Regions from separate parts of the Homo sapiens genome. Here region 1 is linked to region 2. The links are chromatin loops, found by intact Hi-C in ENCODE. Cell type or tissue: PC-3. All regions are shown on one strand. Each heading gives the region's core, and the rest is flanking DNA. Links, peaks and the distances in the headings are about the cores only.

Region 1 (8,990 bases), core at 269-8,268, 150 kb before region 2:
GAGATAGAGAAAAATCTACAACACAAATGGAAAACAGAAAAAAGTAAATCTAGGAGCAATAGGCCATACCATATAGCCTAGGTGTGTGGTATATTATGCCATCTAGGTTTGCGTAAGTACACGCTATTATGTTCTCACTATAAAACTGCCTAACAACACATTAAGCAATGTATGACTGTATATCTTTACTTATATATAAAATATATTAACCCTTGGCAAAAAAAAAAAAAAAAGCAGGGATTACTAGTCAAATTTCAGATAAAACAGACTTTAAACCAAAAACAAAAAAAGACACGGGTATTACATATTGGTAAAAGGTTCAATCCAACAAGCAGACCTAACTATCCTAAATACGTATGCACCCAACACAAGAGCACTCAGATTCATACGGCAAATTCTTACACACCTACAAAGAGACTTAACCACAGAGTTAACAGTGGGAGGCTTCAATGCCCCACTGATGGTATTAGATCATAAAGGCAGAAAACTAACAAAGATATTTGAGATCTGAACTCAACACTTCACCAAATGGACCTAATGGACACCTACAGAACTCTTCACCAAAAAACAACAGAATATACATTCTTCTCAGCTGCACATGGCACATACTCTAAAATCAACCACACATTCAGCCATAAAACAATCCTCAACAAATCAAAAGAAAAAAATGAAATTAAGGTAGAAACCAAGAAATTATTTGAAACTAATAAGAACAAACATACAAGAATCTCTGGAACACAGCTAAGGCAGTGTTAAGAGGAAATTTTATAGCACTAAATGCCCACATCAAAAACTTTGAAAAGATCTCAAATTAGCAACCTAACATTACACTTAGAGGAACTAAAGAAACAAGAGCAGACCAACCCCAAAGCTAGCAGAAGACAAAAAAACCAAAATCAGAGATAAATTGAAGAGAGAGAGAAAAAAAAGCAAAAGATCAACAACTTCAGGAGTCAATTTTTTGAAATAAGATAGATTGCTAGCTAGACTAATAAAGAAAAGGAGAGAAGATCCATATAAACACAATCAGAAGTGACAAAAAGGGTATTACCACCAGACTCACAGAAACTAAAAAAAAAAAAAATCCCTCAGAGGCTATTATTACAAACATCTCTATGCATACAGGCTAGAAAACCTAGAAAAACGAATACATTCCTGGAAACAAAAAACCTCCCAAGATTGAACCAGGAAGAAATGGAATCCCTGAACAGAAAAATGAGCTCTGAAATTTAATCAGTAATAATAAACCTATCAAACAGAAAAGCCAGGACCAGATGGTTTCACAGCTAAATTCTACCAGATGTATTAAGAAGAGCTGGTACCATTCCTTCTGAAACTATTCTAAGAAACTAAAGAGGAGAAACTCCTTAACTCATTCTATGACAGCCAGCGTCATCCTGGCAGGCATACAACACATGGCAGGCATACAACAATGAAAAAGAAAACTTCAGGCCAATATCCTTGATGAACATAGATGAAAAATCCACAGATGTAAAATACTAGCAAACCAAATCCAGCACACACCAAAAACCTATTCCACCACCATGATTAAGTAGGCATTATCCCTTGGATGTAACATTTCAATATATACAAGTCAATAAATGTGATTCACAACATAAACAAAACTAAAAACAAAAAAACAACATGATCATCTCAATAGATGCAAAAAAAAGCTTTAAATAAATTTCAACATCCCTTCATGTTAAAAACCCTCAACAAACTAGGCATCGGAGAAACATACTTCAAAATAATAAGAGCTATCTATGAAAAACCCACAGCCAACATCATAGTGAATAGGCAACAGCTGGAAACATTCCTCTTGAGAACTGGAACAAGGCAAGGATGCCCTCTTTTACCACTCCTATTAACATACTACTGAAATAAAATGCATCCAAATAGGAAGACAGGAAATCAAACTTCTCTGTTTGCAAATGATATGATCCTATACCCCCCAAAACCCCACAGTCTCTGTTGAAAAGCTCCTGATAAACAACTTTAGCACAGTTTCAGGACAGAAAATAAATGTACAAAAATTAGGAGCATTTCTATACACGAATAATATCCATGCAGAGAGCCAAATCAGGAAGGCAATCCCATTCACAATAGCCACAAAAAGAATAAAATATCTAGGAATATAGCTAACCAGGAGATGAAAGATCTCTACAATGAGTTACAAGATGCTGCTGGGAAAAAAAAAACAAAACAAAACAAACAGAGATGATACAAATGAATGGAAAAACATTCCATGCTCATTGATAGGAAGAATTAATATTGCTAAAATGGTCCAACTACCCAAAGCAATTTAGATTCAATGCTATTCCTATCAAACTACCAATTACATTGTTCACCAAATTAGATAAAACTATTTTAAAATTCATGTGGAACCAATAAAGATCCCACATAGCCAAGCAAGAAGAACAAAGTTTGGAGGCATCATATTAACCAACTTCAAACTATACTACAAAGCTACTGTAACCAAAACAGCATGGTAATGGTATAAAAACAGACAGACTGATGGAGCAGAATGGAAAGCCCAGAAATAATGCCACACACCTACGACCATCTGATTTTTTTTTTTTTCTTGAGACGGAGTCTTGCTCTGTCACCCAGGCTGGAGTGCAGTGGCACAATCTCGGCTCACTGCAAGCTCCGCTGCCCCGGTTCATGCCATTCTCCTGCCTCAGCCTCCCGAGTAGCTGTGACTACAGGCGCCTGCCACCCCGCCCTGCTAATTTTTTGTATTTTTAGTAGAGACAGGGTTTCACCGTGTTAGCGAGGATGGTCTCGATCTCCTGACCTCATGATCCACCTGCCTCAGCCTCCCAAAGTGCTGGGATTACAGGCGTGAGCCACTGCGCCTGGCCAACCATCTGATTTTTGACAAAATCAACAAAAACAAATAATGAGGAAAGGACTTCCTATTCGATAAATGGTGCTAGGATTACTGGCTAGCCACATGCAGAAGATTGAAACTGGACCCCTTCCTTACACCATATACAAATATAAACTTTAGATGCATTAAAGACTTAAATGTAAAAATTTAAAGATAAAAAAACCCTGGAAGATAACCTAGGAAATACCATTCTGGACATAGGACCTGGCAAGTATTTCATGATGAAGATGCCCAAAGCGACTGCCACAAAAGAAAAAGTTGACAAATGGGACATAATTAAACTAAAGAACTTCTTCACAGCAAAACAAACTAACGGGATTAAACAGAGAACCTACAAAGTGAGAGAAAATATCTGCAAACTATGCATCTAACAAGGGTCTAATATCCAGAATCTGTAAGAAACTTAAATAAATTAACAAGCAAAGAGGAAACAAGAATGAAACATTAAAAAGTGGGCAAAGGACATGAACACTTTTCAAAAGATATACAAACATGAGAAAAATGAACATTATCACTCATCACTAAAGAAATGCAAATTAAAACCACGATGAGATACCATCTTATACCAGTCATAATGCTGTTACTAAAAACTCAAAAAATAGCCTGGGCAGGGTGGTTCATGCCTGTAATCCCAGCAGTTCAGGAGGTTGAGGCAGGAGGATTATTTCAGTCCAGGAGTTCGAGACCAGCTTGGACAATATAGTGAGACATTGTCTCTAAGAAAGAATAAAAAAATTAGCCGGGCCTGTTAGCACATGCCCATAGTCCCAGCTACTCGTGAGGCTGAGGTGGGATGACTGCTTGAGCCCAGGAGGCAGAGGCTGCAGTAAGCCAAAATCGTGCCACTGCACTCCAGCCTGGGTGACAGAGCAAGACACTGCCTCAAAAAAATAATAAAGTGAAAACAAAACAAAACAAAACCAGATGCTGGTAAGGTTGTGGAGAAAAGGGAATGCTTATACACTGCTGGTGGGAATTCAATTCACTCATTTTGGAAAGCAGTGTGGTGATTTCTCAAAGAAATTAAAACAGAACTCCCATTCAACCTAGCAATCCCATTTATTGAGTATATATCCGAAGAAATAGAAATCATTCTACCATAAAGAAATATGCATGCATAGGTTCACTGTAGCATTATTCACAAATGTGTATATACCACATTTTCTTTGTCCAGTCTACTGTTGATGGGCATTTAGGTTGATTCCATGTATTTGCTATTGTGTACATGTACCCCTGAACCTAAAATAAACATTTACAAAATAAGCAGAATACATATACAATAAGAGTAAAACACATATAAAAGAAATCTGTGTCTTAAATCTTATGTAAAAAGTCTCTAAGGGCACACCAGCAAGTTGGATAACATTGATGAGGTGAACAAATGTCTAGAAACACACAGTGTACCAAGAATGAATCATGAAGAATTAGAAAATCTAAACAGACTCACAGTTATATGACATTGATGTAGTAATCAGAACCCCTAAATTGGACAGACACTACAACAAGCTACAAATGTTCTTTATAACTATTAATGCAGAAATCCTCACTTAAATACCAACAAACCATATTTAGCATCATACTAACGCAGAAATCCTCACTTAAGTACTCACAAGCCATATTTAGCAGCACAGTAAAAGGATTATACACCAAAACCAAGTGAGATTTATCCCTAAAATAAAATGGTTCAATATATGAAAAATCAATCAGTGTAATGTATGACATTTGCAAAATGACTGAAATATCGTAGCTATTGCAACGGATGCAGGAAAAGTATTTGGCAAATTATTAAGACCCACTCATGATAAAAATACACAATAAACTAGGACTACAAGGAAACTACAGTATGAAAAACCAGCACTAACATCACCATCAATGCTGAAATACCAAAACAAACAAGCAAAAAAACCCTTTTCTCCCAAGATCAGGAAAGAGCGGTAGAGAACCTCTGCTTTTATCACTCCCATTCAACACAGTATTGGAAATCCTGGCCACAGTGATCGGGCAAGGTTGCTGTACAGATTTAGCATTAATGTGCCAAATGCAGGCAACAGAAAACAGCACAGACTTACCCACTCTAACAAATTCTTCATCCTGCAGGAAACAAACTGATGTTTTGGTTAATTTTTGTAATTCACCAATTTATGTACCACACTTTTGTGTGTGGAAATGTATTCACTTTCTGTAATCATAAAGGAAGAGAGATTTTTCCTATTTCTCTTCCCTGGTAGCATTCCTGATTAAAAGCCCTAGAATTTCATTTGAAACTACCCAAAAGAAGAGACGAGACCTCAAAAAGTTACCACATACACTCAGGGGAATGAAAATAAAATATATCAAAAAAACTCTTCTAAACATTGGCTTGGGCAAAGAACTCATGACCAAGAACCCAAAAGCAAATGCACAAAAACAAAAATGAACAAATGGCACCTAATTAAATTAAAAAGCTTCTGCACAACAAAAGAAATAATCAGCAGAGTAAACAGACAACCCACAGAGTGGGAGAAAATCTTCACCAACTATGCATCCTACAAAGGACTAATATCCAGAATTCACAAAAAACTCAAATCAGCAAGAAAAAATTCCATCAAAAAAGTAGGCAAAGGACATGAATAGTTCTCAAAAGAAGATATACAAATAGCCAATAAATATGAAAAAATGCTCAACATCACTATCAGGGAAATGCAAATTAAAACCATAATGAGATACCACCTTACTCCTGTAAGAATGGCCATAATCATAAAATAAAAAACAATAGATGCTGGGATGCTGGTGTGGATGTGGTGAACAGGGAACACTTCTACACTGCTGATGGGAGTGTCAACTAGTACAACCGCCATGGAAAACAGTATGAAGATTCCTTAAAGAACTAAAAGTAGAACTACCATTCAATCCAGCAATGCCACTACTGGGTATGTACCCAAAGGAAAAGAAGTCATTATATGAAAAAAACACGGCTGGGCGTGGTGGCTCATGCCTGCAATCCCAGCACTTTGGGAGGCTGAGGCAGGTGGATAACCTGACATCAGGAGTTCGATACCAGCCTGGCCAACATGGCAAAACCCTGTCTCTACTAAAAATACAAAAAAAATTTAGCTGGGCGTGATGGTGCATGCCTGTAGTCCCAGCTACTTGGGAGGCTAAGGCATGAGAATCCCTTGAACCCAGGCGACGGAAGGTTGTAGTGAGCCAAGATCGTGCCACTGCACTACAGCCTGGGTAACAGAGTGAGACTCTGTCTCAATTAAAAAACAAACAAACAAAAACACTTGCACACGCATGTTAACAGTAGCACAATTTGCCACTGCAAAAATATGAAACAAACCTAAAATGCCCATCAACCAATGAGGGGATAAAGAAAATGTGGTGGAATACTACTCAGCCATAAAAAGGAATGAAATAATGGGCTTTGCAGCAACTTGGATGGAAATGGAGGCATTATTCTAAGTGAAGTAACTCAGGAATGGAAAACCAAATATTCTATGTTCTCACTTATAAGTGGGAGCTAAGCTATGAGGTTACAAAGGCATAAGAATGATATAATGGACCTTGGTGATTTGGGGGCAAGGGTGGGAGGGGGTGAGACTGCATATTGGGTACAGCGTACACTGATAAGGTGACAGGACCAAAATCTCAGCAATCACCACTAGAGAGCTTATCCTTGTAACCAAAAACCACCTGCTACCCCAAATGTATTGATATAACATTAAAAATTTTTTTAATTAAAAAACTAAATATATATATAAAGTGGATTTAAAATATCTACATATATTTAAAATATCCACTTCTTTCTTTGCCTCTTTGTAAATATTTTATCTTTAAAGCTCTATTGATGAAATACATTTTATGTTTACCTAAGGCACCAATAAATGAACAAAGCTTTGCAAGAGGACAGCCCAGGGAGGAGCAGCGCTAACTGGAACACAGATATGTTTGACTCACATGTCAAGTAAGACCATCTCTCAAGCAGGAGATTCCCTGGTCCCCGGTCTCCTCATTGGAGAGACCACGTACTCAAGGACCAACCTCCCAGCGCAATGCACTGTGGCCCACTGTGTGCCTAAGGTGCAGTTTGCTTGGCAGGTTTTTGTGTCATCTTCCTGGGAAGAAATTTTCTTGTTCTTTAAGGTTGTTTTTCTCCCTTCACAAGTGTGAAAGAATCCAGAGGGCAGGAATCATTTCTGTCTCTCCCTCAAAATACCAGCATTGGATTGGATGACACCAGTGTCTCTCCCAGTGTCCCCACTGTGTCCTCCCACCCCATCCTGCTCAGGGAAGTACTCAATGCCCACCCTCCCCCAGAAACCTGTGCCGTGTCCCCACTGTGCCCCAAATGCATTTTGCTTTTCAGGTTCCTGCCTCACTGCGGGGCGGGGTTTCCTTGTACTTTGGAATAGCTGTTCTCCCTTCACAAGCATGAGACAATCCAGAGGGCAGAAATTCTTTCTTCCCTCAATACCAGTATCCGACTGCCTGACCAGCATTTTGTCTCTAAGGAGTGATAACGGGGGTAAGAGAAGAAAAAAAAATCTAAGTCCTAGTGGATTAGCTTTTTAGAGGAAGAGTATAGAAGAGTATCCCAGGAGACTCCTCTCGGTCCCAGGGGATTCATGCCATCCAGCTGCTCCTCTGAGAGGCTCCACCCCTAAACCTCACCTTGTCTTCTGGGAGAAGAGGACCCAACAGCTGACATTCACTATTTATGACACTCCAAGAGACAGGGCCAGTGTGGGCACATTAGGTCATCCTCAAACAGTTTTGAACCCAGGACCCAGAAAAGACAGGAGGGTGGCTGAGGACACAACACCACGTGAAGGTTCCAAAGGGAAACCTCCATCCAAAGACGTTTGTGAGTGTGCCTAGGGAAGACAAAAGGAGGAGAGGTACAAAGAATTTTTTATAGTGGACTAGATCAGGTGATTATTCTCTGTTTTCACAAGGAATGTTCAGAAACAGCTCCTCACTGCTCAGTGAAAACATGATAAACAATTACATTACTGCATCTGGTTCAAATGCACAATAAAGAACAAATAATTAATAATGTTGTAAATTGGAGAGGTGAAGTTGGAGTTTGAGAGTATGAGGAAGAAACTGGAAATTTAGAATTTTACTGCAAGTTCTAGAAGTTAGGCTGGGGAATACGGTCATGGATTTGAGACCCTGCTTGCCTTACATTTGGGAAATGCAGGGGAAACCAGTACCCTTGTGGAAATAATTAAATAGGAAGAAATTAGACTGAAGTTGTAGCAGGGCAAGCTGCAGACAAAACCCCTCAGACACCGAGTTAAAGAAGGAAGGGCTTCATTCTGCCGGAAGCTTTGGCAAGACTCACGTCTCCAAAAACCCAGCTCCCCAAGTGAGCAATTCCTGTCCCTTTTAAGGGCTTACAACTCTAAGGGGGTCCACGTGAGAGGGTCGTGATCGATTGACCAAGCAGGGGGTACATAACTGGGGGCTGCATGCACCGGCAATCAGAACGGAACAGAACAGGACAGGGATTTTCACAGTGCTTTTCCATACAATGTCTGGAATCTATAGATAACACAACCGGTCAGGTCAAGGGTCAATCTGTAACCAGGCCCAGGACGCGGCGCCGGGCTGTCTGCCTGTGGATTTCATTTCTGCCTTTTAGTTTTTACTTCTTCTTTCTTTGGAGGCAGAAATTGGGCATAAGACAATATGAGGGGTGGTCTCCTCCCTTAAGTGATGATGGTGCCCTGAGTTCCTCACCAAGAAAACCTAAAGGTACTTCATGCCTTTCTTGTAATTAACTTGAAGGGAAAGAAAACTTAACCCCAAATCAGCAATTTACCTCTGATTACATAACCAGGAACCATCCACCTAAATAATCCGAATAACAGAACTACATAATTATAACCAATCAGTTATTAAATTGGGGTTGCTTTGGGCTGGGCGGGGTAATCCCAGCACTTCGGGAGGTTGAGACCAGAAGTTCAAGACCAGCCTGGGCAACACAGGGAGACCCCCCCCCCGCCCCACCCGATCATTAAAATAAAAAATAAATAAATTTGGTTTGTTTCCTTACACACTTTACAGAAGCCTTTCCATCAAGACCGTCCGGTGGCCCACAAACCAAAAA
Region 2 (15,815 bases), core at 3,270-11,269:
GAAAAGTCAGGGACAAGGCAAGACATGCAAGACCCACATAGAGTCTGGGGAAATGAAGAAGGCAATTAGGGGCCGCAGAGAGAAGCCAGAGAGTGGGCTCACCTCCGGCTGCCAGCAACCCTTCCCCCTACTCTGTCCACTCAGTTCTGGAATCATTACTCACCCAAGTAGGAGACCTGGGGCACTTCTTTGCCCTGGAGATCCTGCAACTCTGGAACGCGTGGCTCATTCTCCTCTCCCTGGGAGAGATCTGGCTGGGCAGCTAGGTCGTCTGTTCAAAGAAAAAGGCAGGGTACATGTTTATTAGTAATCTGATCCTGCAGCAACCAGGGCTGGTCCAGAAGAGAGAAGGCGGAGGGATGCCCAGCGGGCATGGCACCATCAGGGGCGAGAAGTGAAAAGGCCAGAGCTGGCAGTGCAGGGGCAGTGGGGGCAGCACACGCAGGGAGAGCTATGGGCTTGGGGGTCTCTCTGAGGCTTTCGGGTGTAAAGCAGACATAAAGGGACAAAACGGTAAGAACGATGGAAGAGAAATGGACATACAGCACATGTTCTATTTGGTTCTGATAAGCCTGATGTGGCGAGACAGCAGGTGATGGTCAATCGGACACACTGCCTGTAGGGCCGCTGTGTGCAAATGACCTCCTGTCCAGGTTGGGGGTGAACAGAGAGATCTGATGCAGGCCCCGCTTCCCTGATCCTATGGGACGAAGTTGACTCTTACTCCAAGTGAGAACTCCCCTGCCCAGTTCCCTGGTCTTGAGGTGTGGGGGGAAGTTAAGTCTTACTTGGAGGCATTGAGACCCCGTAATCCTCCCCAATGATGAACTCTCCATAGAAGCCAGTCTGGGCAGGATCTAGAAGGGACCAATCCTCTTCAGAGAAGCATAAAATCATGTCCTTGAATGGAGAAACCCGACTCTGAAAGCACAGGAGAACAGGGATGCCTCAGTCCGGGACGAGCTAGGTGTCTCAGTCTTAGTCCACTGAGGCTGTGACAACACAACGCTGTAGGACGGGCAGTTTCTATACAACAGAAATCTGTTCCTCACAGTTCTGGAGGCTGGACGTCCAAGATCAAGGTGCCAGCAGGCTGGGTGCCTGGTGAGGGCCCACTTCTTGGTCAAAAGACAGGTGTCTTCTGTGTCCTTACATGATGGAGAGGGCAAGGGAGTTCTCTGGGGCCTCTTTTAGGAGGGACTAATCCCACTCATGAGGACTTTGCCCTTGTTACCAGATCATCTCCCCAAAAGTCTCCACTTCCTAATACCATCATCTTGGGGATTACAATTTCAACACAAATTTTGGGGAGATATAAACACTGAAACCATAGCATTCTGCCCCTGGTTCCCCCAAATTCATATCCTTTTCACATGCCAAACAAATTCATTCTATCCCAATAACCCTCAAAGTCTTAATTCATTCCAGCATCAACTCAAAAGTCCGGAGTCCAACATCTCATTTAAATATCATCTAAATCAGTTACGGTTGAAACTCAAGGCACAATTCTACCTGACACAAAATTCTCTCCAGCTGTGAACCTGTGAAATGAAACAAGTTATGTGCCTTCCAAATAGTGGTGAGGCCGGCGCAGTGGCTCACACCTGTAATCCCAGCACCTTGGGAGGCCGAGGCAGGCAGATTACCTGAGGTCAGGAGTTTGAGACCAGCCTGGCCAATACGGTTAAACCTCATCTCTACCAAAAATACAAAAAGCAGCCAGGCGTGGTGGTGAGCACCTATAATCCCAGCTACTTGGGAGGCTGAGGCAGGAGAATCATTTGAACCCGGCAGGCGGAGTCTGCAGTGAGCTGAGATCATGCCACTGCACTCCACCCTGGGCAACAGGGTGAGACTCAGTCTTAAAAAAAAAAAAACAAAACACACACACAGAGACACACACACACACACACACACACACACACACATATATAGTGGTGAGACGGGCACAGGATAAACATTCCAGTTCCAAAAAAGGGAAACAGAAAAAAAGAAAAGGAGTAACAGGTCCCCAGCAAGTCCTGAACCTATGGGTCACAGCACATTATGGTTTACGGCTTGAGAATAATCTGCAGAATAATCCTTTTTGTCTTGATGCTGTGCTCCCCAGGCCCACTGTGTTGGGAGGTGACCCCGCCTTCCAAACCCACAGGTGGCAGCTTCACTGGGCAGGAGTTGAGTCCCCAAGGCCCTGGGTGGTCCCGCCCCATGGCAGCCCCTGGTGAGGGCCTGCCCTTGAGGTGGTTCTCTGCAGTGGCCCCACCTCTGTGGCAGCTCTGTCTCTTTCAGAAGCCCAAGGCTCTCTTGGGCTGGAACTTCGCTGATGGCCCCACCATCTAGGGCTTCAGGGGTGACTGAAGCGGGGCTCTCTGCTGTGGTCCCCTGCTTGCTGCGGGTCTTGCGCTCTGGGCCTGTGATGGGCAGAAGAGCCCTGATGATTTCTGAATTGCCTTTGGGGTCATTTTTCCATTTTCTTGGACTAGCTCCTAGCCTCAGTTTCAATGGCAAAACCTTTATCTTCTCTCCTAAACAGGCTGGCTCACTCTTACCAACATAGGCTGACAAATATTCCCGATCTTTAAGTTCTGCTTCCCTTTTAAGTAACAATCCCATCTTTAAATCACTTCTCTCTTTTCACATTTCACAAGCTGCACCTTCAAAACCTTGCTTAGATATTTCTGCAGCCAAATATCCAATTGCAGTGGCCCGTAAGTTCTACCTTCCACAAAACACTAATACATAAGCACAGTTCAGCCAAGTGATTTGCCACTATAAGAAGGATGGCCTTTCCTCCATTGCCCACCACACGTTTCTCATTTCCATCTGGGACCTCATAAGAATAGCTTTACTGTTCACATTTTTACCAACATTCTGGTTGAGGATTTCAAATCTCCTCTTTTCTTTTGGAGCCTCACTAGAAATCACCCGTAATAGTCTGTTCATGGGCTGGGCACGGTGGCTCACACTTGTAATCCCAGCACTCTGGGAGGCTGAGGCTGGCAGATCACCTGAGGTCAGGAGTTCCAGACCAGCCTAGCTAGCCAAAATAGCAAAACCCTGTCTCTACTAAAAATACAAAAATTAGCCAGGTGTGGTGGTGCACATCTGTAATCTCCGCTACTCAGGAGGCTGAGGTTGCAGTGAGCAGAGATCGCACCACTGCACTCCTGCCTGGGTGACAGAGCAGGACTCCATCTCAAAAAAAAAAAAAAAAGAAAAAGAAAAAGAAAAAATTGTCTGTTCATGGCAACACAGGCTTTTTCTAGCCTGCACTTCAAAACTCTTCTAGCCTCTACCCATTACCCGGTTCCCAAGCTTCTTCCACGTTGTATTTGTTAGAGTAGCACCCAAAATGTTCGGTGCCAATTTTCTGTCTTAATCCATTTGGGCTGCTCTAACAAAATACCGCAGACTGGGGACTCATAAACAACATAAATGTATGTCTTACAGTTCTGGAGGCTAGGAAGTCCCCAGCTGATACCAGCATAGTTGGGTTCTGGTGAGGGCCCAGTTCCTTGCTCCATAGATGGTCATCATTTCATTGTGTTCTCACATGGTGGAAGGGGCAAGGCTGCTCTCTGAGGCCTCTTTTAGAAGGGCACTAATCCATTTATGATGGATTTGCCCTTATAACCTGATCATCTCCCCAGTGCCCCACCTCTTAATGCCAGCAGCTTGGGGGCTAGCATTTCAACATGTCAAAGCTGTGGGGAGGGGAACACAAAAACATTCAGACCATAGCACTAGGGGAGGGGGGTGGTGTGGAAGCTGGGGCTGAGGGAAGAGCCCAAAGCAACACATGCAGATAGAAGAGACAGAAAGGAGACCGACTACCCCAGGTCCAGGCGCCAGTGGACACACTGCTTTGTTATTTCTGCTCTTGGATCCACCTCATCCCTATCTTGTTTGGCAAAATCCACATGGCAGCTACCTGGCTGGGTGGCCAAGGATGTGGAGAAACAGGTCTTCCTCCTCAGTGCTGGGGAGGCTGCACATCCACCACTCCTATGGTGCGCTGCTGGGCAATGTCCAGAGGTCACCAGCGTGCTCGCCCCTCAATGCAGAGATTCCTAAAGTTTATGTTGTTGCACGTTACCAACATGCCCACCCTTCCGTGCAGGGATTTCTCAAGTTTATGTTGCACATGTGCAACGTAGTCTACAAAAGCTGCTTCACTGAAGCATTGATCTAATAAATACTGAAAACCTTGACACACATCAAGAAGACAGCGGATTAAGTAAGCTACAGAAACCTCACAAGGGATGATCCTACACGCACAGAAAGAATGACGGCCTCTCTGTACTGAGAAGGAATTCTCTTCAAAGTGTGTTGTTGCAGGAAAACACCTGTGCATGATGGAATCCGGATGGCCACCAAGTGCAGGGCGTCTAGGAGTTCCGAAGGTTAGCTGCTTCTCAAGAGGTTCCTGGGACTCTGGGGTTAGGTGTAACAGGGAGATTTTTTTCATAAACTTTGAATCATGGACCATGGGAATGTGTCAAAAACCTGATTTTAATTTCTATTTTTATCTTTATATTGTTTTAGACAGGGTCTCACTCTGTCACCCCGGCTGGAGTGCAGTGGCACAACCACAGCTCACTGCAGCCTCAACCTTTGGGGCTCAAGCAATCCTCCTGCTCAGCCTCCCAAGTAGCTGGGACTACAGGAGTGAGCCACCACGCCTGGCTAATTTTTTATTTTTGTAAAGATGAGGTCTTGCTATGTTACTCAAGCTGGTCTCAAATGCTTGGGCTCAAGCAGTTCTCCCACCTCAGCCTCCCATAGGGCTGGGATTACCAGTATGAGCCATGGTGCCTGGCCTAATTTTCATTACTTAATCCACTGTCTTGTTGATGTGTGTCAAGGTTTTCAGTATTTATTAGATCAATGCTTCATTTTAAAATTTTCATTTTAAAATTTCAATTTAAAATGATGGTATATCCATATAATACTAGGAAACCAGGAAAATAAAGCAGTCCTTTATATAATTGGAAAGGACCACAAAATAAAATTTTTGTGGAAAAAAGAAAAGTAACTCAAAGGACTTTTATATTACTAGTATCTATGTGACAAGCAAAAAAGGAACAGAATAATTTTTAAAACATGCTTTGCATCTGCCTACCTCTCTGGAAAACTATCAGTTACTGTCAGATGGTTTCCCCGGGTGTTGGGGCCAGGCACCCAGGACACGGCTGGGAAGGAGTGATTTTCTTTCTTTCTCTTTTTTTTGAGATCGGTTTTTGCTCTGTCGCCCAGGCTGAAGTTCAGTGGTGCAATCTTGGCTCACGGCAACCGCTGCTTCCCAGGTTCAAATGATTTTTGGGCCTCAGCCCCCTAAGTAGCTGGGACTCTAGGCATTCACTACCATGACCAGCTACTTTTTTTTTGGTATTTTTAGTAGAGATGGAGTTTCACCATGTTGCCAGGCCGGTCTTGAGCTCCTGAGCTCAAGTGATTCAACCACCTTGGCCTCCCAAAGTGGTAGGATTATGGGTGTGAGCCACCAAGCCCAGCCTTGACTAGTCTTTTTTTTTTTTTTTTTTTTTTAAAAAAAGCAAAAATATAGAGGGCAGAGGGCACTTAAAGGAATCATGTTGGTGAAAAGTAAAAGATGTTAATATAAAAAAAAAACACCTATGGAATAATTATGCGTCAATTGTACATATGTATCCCAGTGATCACAGCTGACGTGACCCATGCAGGACACCCCACCTTCAATGCCTCCAGATGTGCTGCATGGGGAGTGCACAGCCCAGTGTGGTTCTCCTGCAAAATGCGTGGCCTGAGTGCCACTGTGAGTCTAACCCCACCTGAGGGAAGGAAGCTGTATCACCTATCACGATATTCCACTCTTCAAAACTAGCCACAGCATGACAAACATTGAGAACCCAAGGAGGAAGTGTTAAGAGATGGGACAACTAAATAAGAAGCAACGATGCTGGATCATTATTGTTTTAATGTGAAATTTCCTCAATGTGATAACTGTATTGTGGTTAAGAGATTGTCCTTGTGTTTAGGAAATACGCTCCTTTGGCATGAATAAGGGGGCACAAACGTCTGCATCTAACTGAAGATTTGGGGAAAAATAGAATGAGGGGGTGGGAGTGGGTAAGGAAGAGAGAGGGAGAACGGGGAAAGTGAAGGAAAGGGTATTTGGAAGTCTCTGTACTGTTCTTGCCATCTTCCCTAACTTTAAAATTAATTCCAAAGAAAAAGTTTAAAATAAAAAGAAAGAGAATACCTCAAAAATTCTAAATTTGAGTCAGGGTTTTGGAACAAGGACTCTTGCCTGTACATATGAATCACAGGCATCTTAGTAAAAACTCTGACTCAGTAGGTCGGGGTGGAGCCTCAGAGGCTGTATCTGAATGAGCCCCTAAGTGGATCTGCTGCTCGGAAGAGGTCAGTGTGGAAAAGCCTGTCTTCCCAGGCTGTTCCACAGAATCCAAAACAGGCCTCGGGAAGCCACTGGATTTCATTACAAGGACCTGTGGGAGTCAACTTGATGTTGGTTTCTTAAATGGGGAAAAAATGGTAATTGCCCCAGTGACAAAAAATACAAAAGAATTCATCACTCTGACACGACTTCCTGGGAGAGGGGTGTGTGTGTGTGTGTGTGTGTGTGTGTGTGTGTGTGCACGACTTCCTGGGAGGGGTGTGTGTGTGTGCGCGCGCGTGCGCGTGTGTGTGTGTGTGTGTGTGAGCGCGCGCAGTGGGGGTCCCGAGGGAAAAACTGAGAGTATATATTAACAACAGATTTGGATGCTTTTTCCTTTGAGCCTTGGTTAGGTGTTTGAGGATCTACTTGCTATACTTTGAATGTGGCCCTCAAATTTCAGGTGCTGGAAACTTGATCCCCCATGTGGCAGTATTGAAAGGTGTGGCCTTTACGAGGTGATGAATAGGTTGTCATGGGAGTGGAACTGGTGGCTTTGTAAGCAGAGGAAGAGAGACCGGAGCAAGCGCGTCAGGACACTCAGCCCCTCGCCATGTGACGCCCTGCACCCACCTCGGGACACCACAGAGCCCCCACCAGCACGAACGCTCTCACCAGATGGAGCCCCTCAACCCGAATCTTCTCAGCCTCCATAAATATGAGAAGTCAATTATTTTTTTTATAAATTACAGTTTCAGGTATTCTGTTACAAGTGACAGAAAACTGACTAGACAGTCAAGGCATCACAGAAGCAAACCCAAGTCCAAGGGCCAGGTGGGTGGACAGACAGTGCTCCAGTCACCTCCAGAATCTGACACGGCCACTTAGCAGGATCCCCAGGGAGCTTTTAGAACCATATGGACCAATGCTTACATGCTGGGGAGGAGCATAAAAACAGGACATTGATCTACAGCGGGATCCTTTTATTTGTGATCGATTTATTTGTGAGGCACACAAATAAATTGGCAGAGAAAAGTCCAGAAGGAAGTTCACTAGACCATGCAGAATCTTCTCACATGACTGGGGATGAGTGGTATCTTTTCACTTCCTACATTTTGTTAATTTTTCACGAGAAGGGATGGGCAAGATAGATAAACATGTCTATTTAAGATTAAATCTTCAGAGGAGATTTTTCTAATGCTTCCCAACTAAGTAGAATGAAAACCCTGGACATTGCATATAAAATGAGCACAGGAGACTCTGAAAGGTGGAGAGAGGGTGGCAGAATGGCCAGGGACCTTGGAACAGTATGTGCTAAGTTCACTGGTTTTTCTTTCTACCACATATTCCCCTGACTTGAAGCCGAAGGAGCCAGCTACCAAGAAATACCCATGGGCACAGACCAAAAAAAGCTCCAACAAAAGCCACAGGACCTGGACAGGGGCAGCCCAGCCAAACAGGTAATAACTGCTCTACTCCACTTAATACCACATAAGAAAACTGTGGCCCCTTCTTACCAACACCAGCAGAGAATGACTGGGGAGCCTAGACTTCCACCCTCACCAGGTGCAATGAGGTGCCCTAACACCCCTGCTGGGGTGGTCTCAGAGAAGGCCAAATGCGGAGCTGGGACCTCCATCCCTGCTAGCTAAGAACAAGCCCCCCCCCCGCCACCAGTGGAGACCATGTAGGGAGCTGGAACTCCACTCCCACTCGGGTGTATGAGGAGCATCCCCACTTTGATGCCCGCGGAGATCCAGGAGGAAACCTGACGTTCTCTCACCAGGTAATAACAAGTGGTGGCCCACCTGCCCTTCTCTTGCTGGAGCTATGTCAAAAACAACACTGCACAACCAAACAAAACCAGCCACACCGAAGTTAAGGTCCAGAGTCTCATCATATAAAAATATGCAGGCAGAAAATCACTCACTATACCAAGATCTGAAACTGAATGAATAAAGATAACCACCAACAGATGCCAACCCTCAGGTGACAGATACGTTAGAACTATCTGACAAAGAAGCTGTCATAAAATGCTTCAATGAACAATTATAAGCACACTCCAAACAAACGAAAAAATAGAAAGTGTCTGTAAAGACACAGAAAGTCTCAGCAAAGAAACTGAAGATACAGAAAATAACTAACTGGAAATGTGAACAGTACAAACCACAATATGAAATAAGAAGCTCAGTGAATAGGCTCAGCTGAGGAGGGGACAGAAGAAAGACTCAGTCAACTTGAAGACGGAAAAATAAAGTTATTCCATCTGAACAACAGAGAGAATACAGGCTGAAAAAAAATGAACAGTCTCAGGTACCTTTATAAATTACACAGTTTCTAACAAGAGATCTAAAACCTGTATCCTTAGCAGTCTGGAGAGGAGAAAGAGAGAGGGACTAAAAAAGTACTAGAAAAATCTAGCTTAAGAATTCCCAAGCTTGGAAAGAGACATAAACCTAGAAATGTAAGAAGCTGAGCAAACTCTAAACAGGTTAATCTAAAGAAATCCATAACAAGACACAGCATAATTTAACTTCTGAAAACTGAAGGCAAAGGAAGAAAAAAATCTTAAAGGTAGCCAGAGTAAAATAATACCTTCCTTACAGGGAAAAAGTTTTTGAATGACAGCAGATTTCTCATCAAAAGCCATGGAGGCCAGAAGGAAGTAACATAATATTTTTCAAGTGCTGAAAGAAAACTGTCAAGTGTGAATCTTTCATCTGGTGAAAACATCCTTCAGGAATGATGGGGAAATGAAGACCTACTAAGATGAGGAAAAAATATGTAAGTCTATCACCAGCAGATCTATCTTAAAAGAATGGCTAAAGAAACACTCTAAACAAAAAGCAGGAACCTTGGAACATAAGAAGAAAGAAAACAGTAAGCCACAATATGGGTAATAAATAGGTTTTCTTTTTCCTTTTGAGTTTTCTGAATAATGTTTGACAGTTGAAGCACAAATTACAACACTCTATGATGCGGTTCTAAATGTATGTAGAGGAAATATTTAAACAACTGCATTATAATGGGGAAGAAGGATGAGGGTATGTAAAAGGAGGTATATTATATTTCTTTCTTTTTCTTTTCTGATGGGGTCTCACTCTGTCACCCAGGCTGGAGTGCAGTGATGCAATCACAGCTTACTATGCAGCCTCAACCCCCTGGGCTCAGGCAATCCTTCTGCCTCAGCTTCCCAAGTAGCTGGCACTATAGGAGCACACCACCATTCCCAGCTAATTTTTTTAGAATTATTATTTGTAGAGACAAGGTTTCGCTATGTTGCCCAGGCTGGTCTCAAACTCCTGGGCTCAAGCAATCCTCCCACCTTGGCCTCTCAAAGTGCTGGGATTATAGGCACAAGCCACGGTGCCCGAACAAAGGAAATAAGCTTCTACACTTCACTCAAACTGATAAAATGATACTCAGTAGATAAGTTATGTATATATAATGTAATACTTAGAATAACCACTAAAAAAGCTATACAAAAATATACATACACTCAACACCACACTAGGTAAATCGAAATGGAATTCTACATGTTCAAGTAACACACAGAAAAATAGGAAAAAGGAAACAGAGAAACAGAAACAGAGCCAGAAAAACAGAAAGACAAACTTAAGCCCTAACATGTCGGTAATGACATTAAATACAAATGGTCTACATACATCAATCAAAACACAGTAACTGGCAGAGTAGATTAGAAAACATTATCCAAATATATACTATCTAGGCCGGGTGCAGTGGCTCACACCGGTAATCCCAGCACTTTTGGAGGACGAAGCAGGTGGATCACGTGAGGTCAGAAGTTCAAGACCAGCCTGGCCAACATGGTGAAACCCTGTCTCTACTAAAAATACAAAAATGAGCCGGGCCTGGTGGTGCGCGCCTGTAGTCTCAGCTACTCGGGAAGCTGAGGCAAGAGAACTGCTTGAACCCAGGAGATGGGGGCTCCAGTGAGCTGAGATCGCGCCACTGCACTCCAGCCTGGGTGACAGAGTGAGACTCCGCCTCAAACAAAATAAAACAACACATATATACTATCTAAAAGTAACTTACTTCAGATATAATAATATAAGCAGGTTGACTGTAAAAGGATGGAATAAATATATTATGCAATTATTAATCAAAAGAAAGAAGAAAAGCTATATTAACATCAGATAAGAGTACTTTCTTACAAAACTTACCAACTTTTGTACTTACCAACGATTGCATACCTGGGCATTTATCCCAGAGAAATGAAGACTGATGTGTATATAAAAACCTGCACACAAATATTTACAGCAGCTTTATACAATAATGACCCCAAAACAACCCGGATAGTCCTCAACCAGTGAATGGTTAAACGAACTGTTGGACTTCCATGTGATGGAATACTACTCAGCAACGAAAAGCAATGGAATAGTAACACGCAACAACCTGAATGAAGCTCCATAGAATTACGCTGAATGAAAACAGCCAATCCCCAAAGGTTACATATTATATGAATCCATTTATATAACATTCTTGAAATGAAATGACATCACAGAGCTGAAAAACAGATCAGTGGTTGCCAGAGGCTGAAGAGAGGGTGAGGGTAGGAAAGAAATGAGTGTGGACATTAGGTAACAGGAGGTATCCTTCTGGTGAAGCACCTGTTCTCTATCTTGCATGTATCATTGTCAATACCCTGGGTGTGACATTGTACTATATTTATAGAATATAGATTTTTACTCTATATTTTACTATTGAGGGTTTAAAAAGTTCACAGGATCTCTCTGTGTTATTTCTTACAATGGCATGTGAATCTACAATTACGTAAAAATGAGAAGATTCATTTAAAAAGAAAAACAAAACTTCACGTGTACCATGTTCATAGCAGCATTATTCACAAAAGCCAAAATGTGGAAGCAATGTAAATGTCCATCGACAGATGAATGGATAAACAAGGTGATATATACACACATGGGAGTATTATTCAACCTTAAAAAGGAAGGGAATTCATGGCCAGGCATGGTGGCTCACGCCTGTAATCCCAGCACTTTGGGAGGCCGAGGCAGGTGGATCACGAGGTCAAGAGTTCGAGTTCAAGAGCCTGACTAACATGGTGAAACCCCGTCTCTACTAAGAATACAAAAATTAGCCAAGCGTGGTTGCGGGTGCCTGTAATCCCAGCTACTCGGGAGGCTGAGGCAGGAGAATTGCTTGAACCCGGGATGCGGAGGTTGCGATGAGCCGAGATCGAGCCACTACACTTCAGCCTGGGCGACAGAGCAAGACTCCATCTCGGGGGAAAAAAAAACACGGAAGGGAATTCCGACACATACTGCAACATAGATGAACCTTGAGGACATTATGCTGAATGAAATAAGCCAGTCACAAAAAGGCAAATAGTGCATAATTCCAATTATATGAGGTATTTATAGTCAAATTAATAGGGACTAAAAGTAGCATGGAGGTTGCCAGGGGCTAAGGGAAAGGGTAAATGAGGAGTTATTATTTAACGTATAGAGAATTTCAGTTTGGGAAGATGAAAAAGTTCTACAGATTGGGTGTACAACAATGTAAATATACTTAACACCACTGAACCGCACACTTAAAGACAGTTAAGATGGAAAATTTTACGCTATGTGTATATTACCACAATTAAAAACAGAAATTAAAAAACACTTATAAACAACATCTTCATGATGGTGACTTTTAGTGCACTGGGAAGAAACTATCACTGGGAAGAAACTATCAGAGTAATACAACAGTACTGACTTATCAAAATCTCTGTACTGTGCTCGCTATGGCATTTACTAGGGACTGCAGGAATTGAAAGATGAAGACCAAACCTCATTAGGTACTGGATTAACAGCATCCCCTTATGTGTTATACTGGTTAAATGTCCAAATTTTAATAAGAAATACTGGTTTTACCTCCTTTGTGTTTGGAAATGGTCACAGTACACAGCAGATGCTGACATGTATGTGTTGAGCATCAGGGTAAACAGGCGTGTGCCACATTTCTGGTGGGGCAAAAGCAAGTTATGGAGATGCCCCCTAACTGGGTAACCTGGCTAACTCCTTCCCATCCCTAGCCCTCCCTTCTCCAAGTTTAAAGTCATGTTGGCTGGGCACAGTGGCTCATGCCTGTAATCCCAGCACTTTGGGAGGCTGAGACAGGAGGATCACTTGAGGTCAGGAGTTTGAGACCAGCCTGGGCAACATGGCGAGACCCTGTCTCTACAAGGAAATACAAAACTTAGCTGGGTGTAGTGGCATGCACCTGTAGTCCCAGCTGCTCAGGAGACCGAGGTGGGAGGATGGCTTGAGCTCAGGAGTTTGAGGCTGCAGTGAACTACGACTGTGCCACTGCATTGAAGCCTGGGTGACAAGGCAAGACCCTGTCTCTAAAAATAAAAATAAAATAAAGTCATGTCAAATGAACTGTGCAGAAAGCAAACTGCTCAGCTTCCGACATTCTGCTGAGACATGGTAATAAGAGTGTCTACTGTTTTTCACAGTTTTCTGTTGGGTAAGGAGCAACTAAACAAAAGCAGGAGCCACACATCCTGTTCCCATGGGAGGGGATGATGCTGTCATAACTAAATCTTGTGCCAGCCAGTGGAAAGTGTTAGGAGGGAAAGTGAAGGAGATATGGCCAGAAAACATGGCCAAAGACAGCAACTGGGCTAGAGAGAGGCGAGTAAGATCACCTGCTGGACCAGCCCCCAGCCCTGACTCTGACTCCTCAGAGCACCCGAGTAAGCAAGTCTTACACAAAAACACGAACGAGAACATTCGAGGAAATTCTGGAATGACTCACCACGTAGATCTGTGACAGGACTGAAATTATCTGTGCTTTCTTCCCTCCACTTCCTAACATTTCTAAAATATAACCATTGCTGCGATGATTATTAAATTGAAAAATTCTCTGTAAAATAAAAGAGCAGAGAGATCTCCTTTTTCACAAGAGGGGAACTTAGACATGCTGAGAGGCCCATCAATGGGGACTCATGGGCCTTTGTTTCCTGCTATCGTCTGCACAAAGCTTCCTGAAGGTGGCCTGATGACAGTAGACCCAGTGGGCGGCTGGGACCACAGGGAAGGAGGAGAAATGGGGCGTCTCTTAAGCTCACGCTCTGCCTATTTTAGCTTTTCTGGGCTGGGACTGAACATCCTGTGTGGCAGTCAGAAAGCTGGCTGGGGTCCTAAGAAAGCTGCCCTGTAGCCTACAGAGGCAAACAGGGGATTTTCAAGGACTCCTGTAGAAACCACTCACCGGGGGTAGCTGGAGGGTGGTCACCTGCTGTGTGTCCCGCACATTCTCTTCCTGAAGAAGGAAAGCATCTTGCAGAACTGAAAGAGATCAGAAAATGGTGTCCTAAAGTGGGCCAGGGCCAGGCCTGGTGCTGATACCTTCTGAGCTTCCTGCGGCTCTTCATTTCCATTTTGGTAGCAAAGAAAATCACAAGAGAGGCACCAACAGGGAACTGTTTCATGGTGCTTTTCATAAAACCCCAGTCTCTGTTCTTAACTGTAAAATGAGGATTACAAAATGACGCACATGAAAAGTACTCTGTAAACCACAAAGATTGCTGCGACTTTGTTTCCAGATATAACAAGGGGGGCTGTAACAGAGTGTGCCTGGGTTCATGATAGCACGGTCAATTAAATGAACTCTTTCACCTCGGGTAGGTCCCCGGACCTCAGCATTGTTATCCAAACTATGGGAAAATAAAGGTTAAAACTCTATGGAGTTCAGCCGTGTGTGGTGGTACATGCCTGTAATCTCAGCTATTCTTATTTTGGGGACTGAGGTGGGAGAATCACTTGAGCCCAGGAGTTCCAGACCAGCAGGGACAACACAGAGTATTTGTTTCTTAAAAAGAAAAAGAAAAAAAAAAAGAAGAAGAAAAAGAAAAAGCCGTAGAGTTGAGGAATCTATAAGGACTCTTAGGGTCTGGATGTGGTGGCTCATGCCTGTAATCCTAGCTCTTTGGGAAGCCAAAGTGGGAGGATTGCTTAAGCTCAGGAGTTCAAGACCAGTCTGGGCAACATAGGGAGACCGCATCTCTATTAAAAATAAAAAAACTGGGAAGCTGAAACAGAAGGATTGCTTGAGCCTGAGAGATGGAGGCTGCAGTGAGCCACAGCTGCACCACTGCACTCCAGCCTGGGTGACAGAACATGGCTCTGTCTCAAATGAAAAAAAAAAAAAAAAAAAGTAAGGGCTGTTGGCAATCAGAATTACTGTGGAACTCCATAAAAAAAGAAGGAAAATCCTGTCATTTTTGACGACATGAATGAACCTGAAAGACATGCTACGAGCAATAAGCCAGACACAAAAAGAAATACTGCATGTTCTCACTTAAATGTGGACTCTAAAAAAGTTGAACTCATAGAAGCAGAGATCAGAATGCTGGTTACCAGAGGCTAGGGAATGAGGGGACTGGGGAGACATTGGTCAAAGTGTACAAAATTTCAGTGACATGAGAGGAGTAAACTCAGGAGTCCTATTGCACAACATGGTGACTATAGGCAGTAACAACGTACTGTGTACTTGAAAATTGCTAAGAGGGTAGATCTGAAGTATTTTCACCACACACAGAAAAAGGATAGGTATATGAGGTAATGCATTATATTAATTAGCTTGACTTTTTTTTTTTTTAAGAGACTGGTCTCACTAGGTTGCCTAGGCTGGAACAGAACTCCTGAGCTCAAGGGATCCTCCCACCTCAGCCTCCTGAGTAGCTGGGACTACAGGTGTGCCACCATGCCCAGCTAAGTAGCTTGGTTTAATCATTTCACAATGTGTATAGATATCAAAACATTACACTGTACACTGTAAATACATACAATTTTTTTTTGTCAATTTGAAGACAGAAATTAAACAAAAAAGAAAAACTGTTACCACTGTAGGTACTCCTGAAAGAGCATTTGACACAGTGTCCTAAAGACCCTCATACAAAATGTAAAGTGTGGCTTTGGGACCATCTCACCAGCCTTATTTTGGGCTACCAGGGACTCTGCCACTCTTCTCTCCTGGAATTGGAAACTACCCTTTGTTCAGGCTTCTGCCATGAGCCACATCCCCTGCCAACAGTGCAGCCATGTAAAAATGAGCTCTGTTTCAAAAGGTACTCCTTTCTCAGATTAAGACTTGGAGAGCTGTGCTATAGTCTACTGGTTAACCCCAGGTCACATGTTAAGTCATTATCAAAGCAAACCCCAGAGGCCAGTGTCCCTGGCCTTTCAGACCTGGAATACAAAGCCTGCAGGAAACAGCAGCTGCAGGAGTGGCTATGTGGAACAAAGGACGGGGCCAGGAGCCCACACAGATGGCAGTGCCATTCTAGGGGTCTCAGTGGAAGGCAGCCTCTTCACTGTGTCTGAAGGGGAAGCTCAGGCTGGATGGGCGTAGATTTGAGGAGGTGGTATTTTTCTGTGTGTATGTTCCATTTTAAGTTTCTATCTTC

Evidence for each region. A loop is a pair of places that touch in the nucleus more often than their neighbours do. Peaks named below come from ENCODE experiments on the same cell type or tissue, not always from the same donor. Only the 100,000 strongest peaks of a DNase experiment are listed, where the experiment ranks them.
Region 1: it touches region 2 in a loop (2.6-fold over the local background); 2 of 110 quality-filtered maps call a loop at or near these places.

Annotation. Positions count from the first base shown.
Region 1 is chr1:247,162,402-247,171,391 of GRCh38, forward strand. All of the region lies in intron 1 of ZNF124 (zinc finger protein 124), which reads right to left. Among named protein-coding and RNA genes, the nearest start is that of ZNF124, 5.1 kb to the right of the region's middle. In PC-3, for the core only: no CTCF peak of the experiment used is centred there; no DNase peak of the experiment used is centred there; H3K4me3 peaks cover 256 bases.
Region 2 is chr1:247,309,536-247,325,350 of GRCh38, forward strand. ZNF496 (zinc finger protein 496) reads right to left here. Exons shown (of 10, transcript NM_032752.3): 6 at 13,619-13,695; 7 at 789-921; 8 at 164-271. Among named protein-coding and RNA genes, the nearest start is that of ZNF496, 14 kb to the right of the region's middle. RefSeq lists an enhancer at 13,098-13,602. In PC-3, for the core only: no CTCF peak of the experiment used is centred there; DNase peaks (open chromatin) are centred at 6,356 and 6,886; H3K27ac peaks cover 2,014 bases.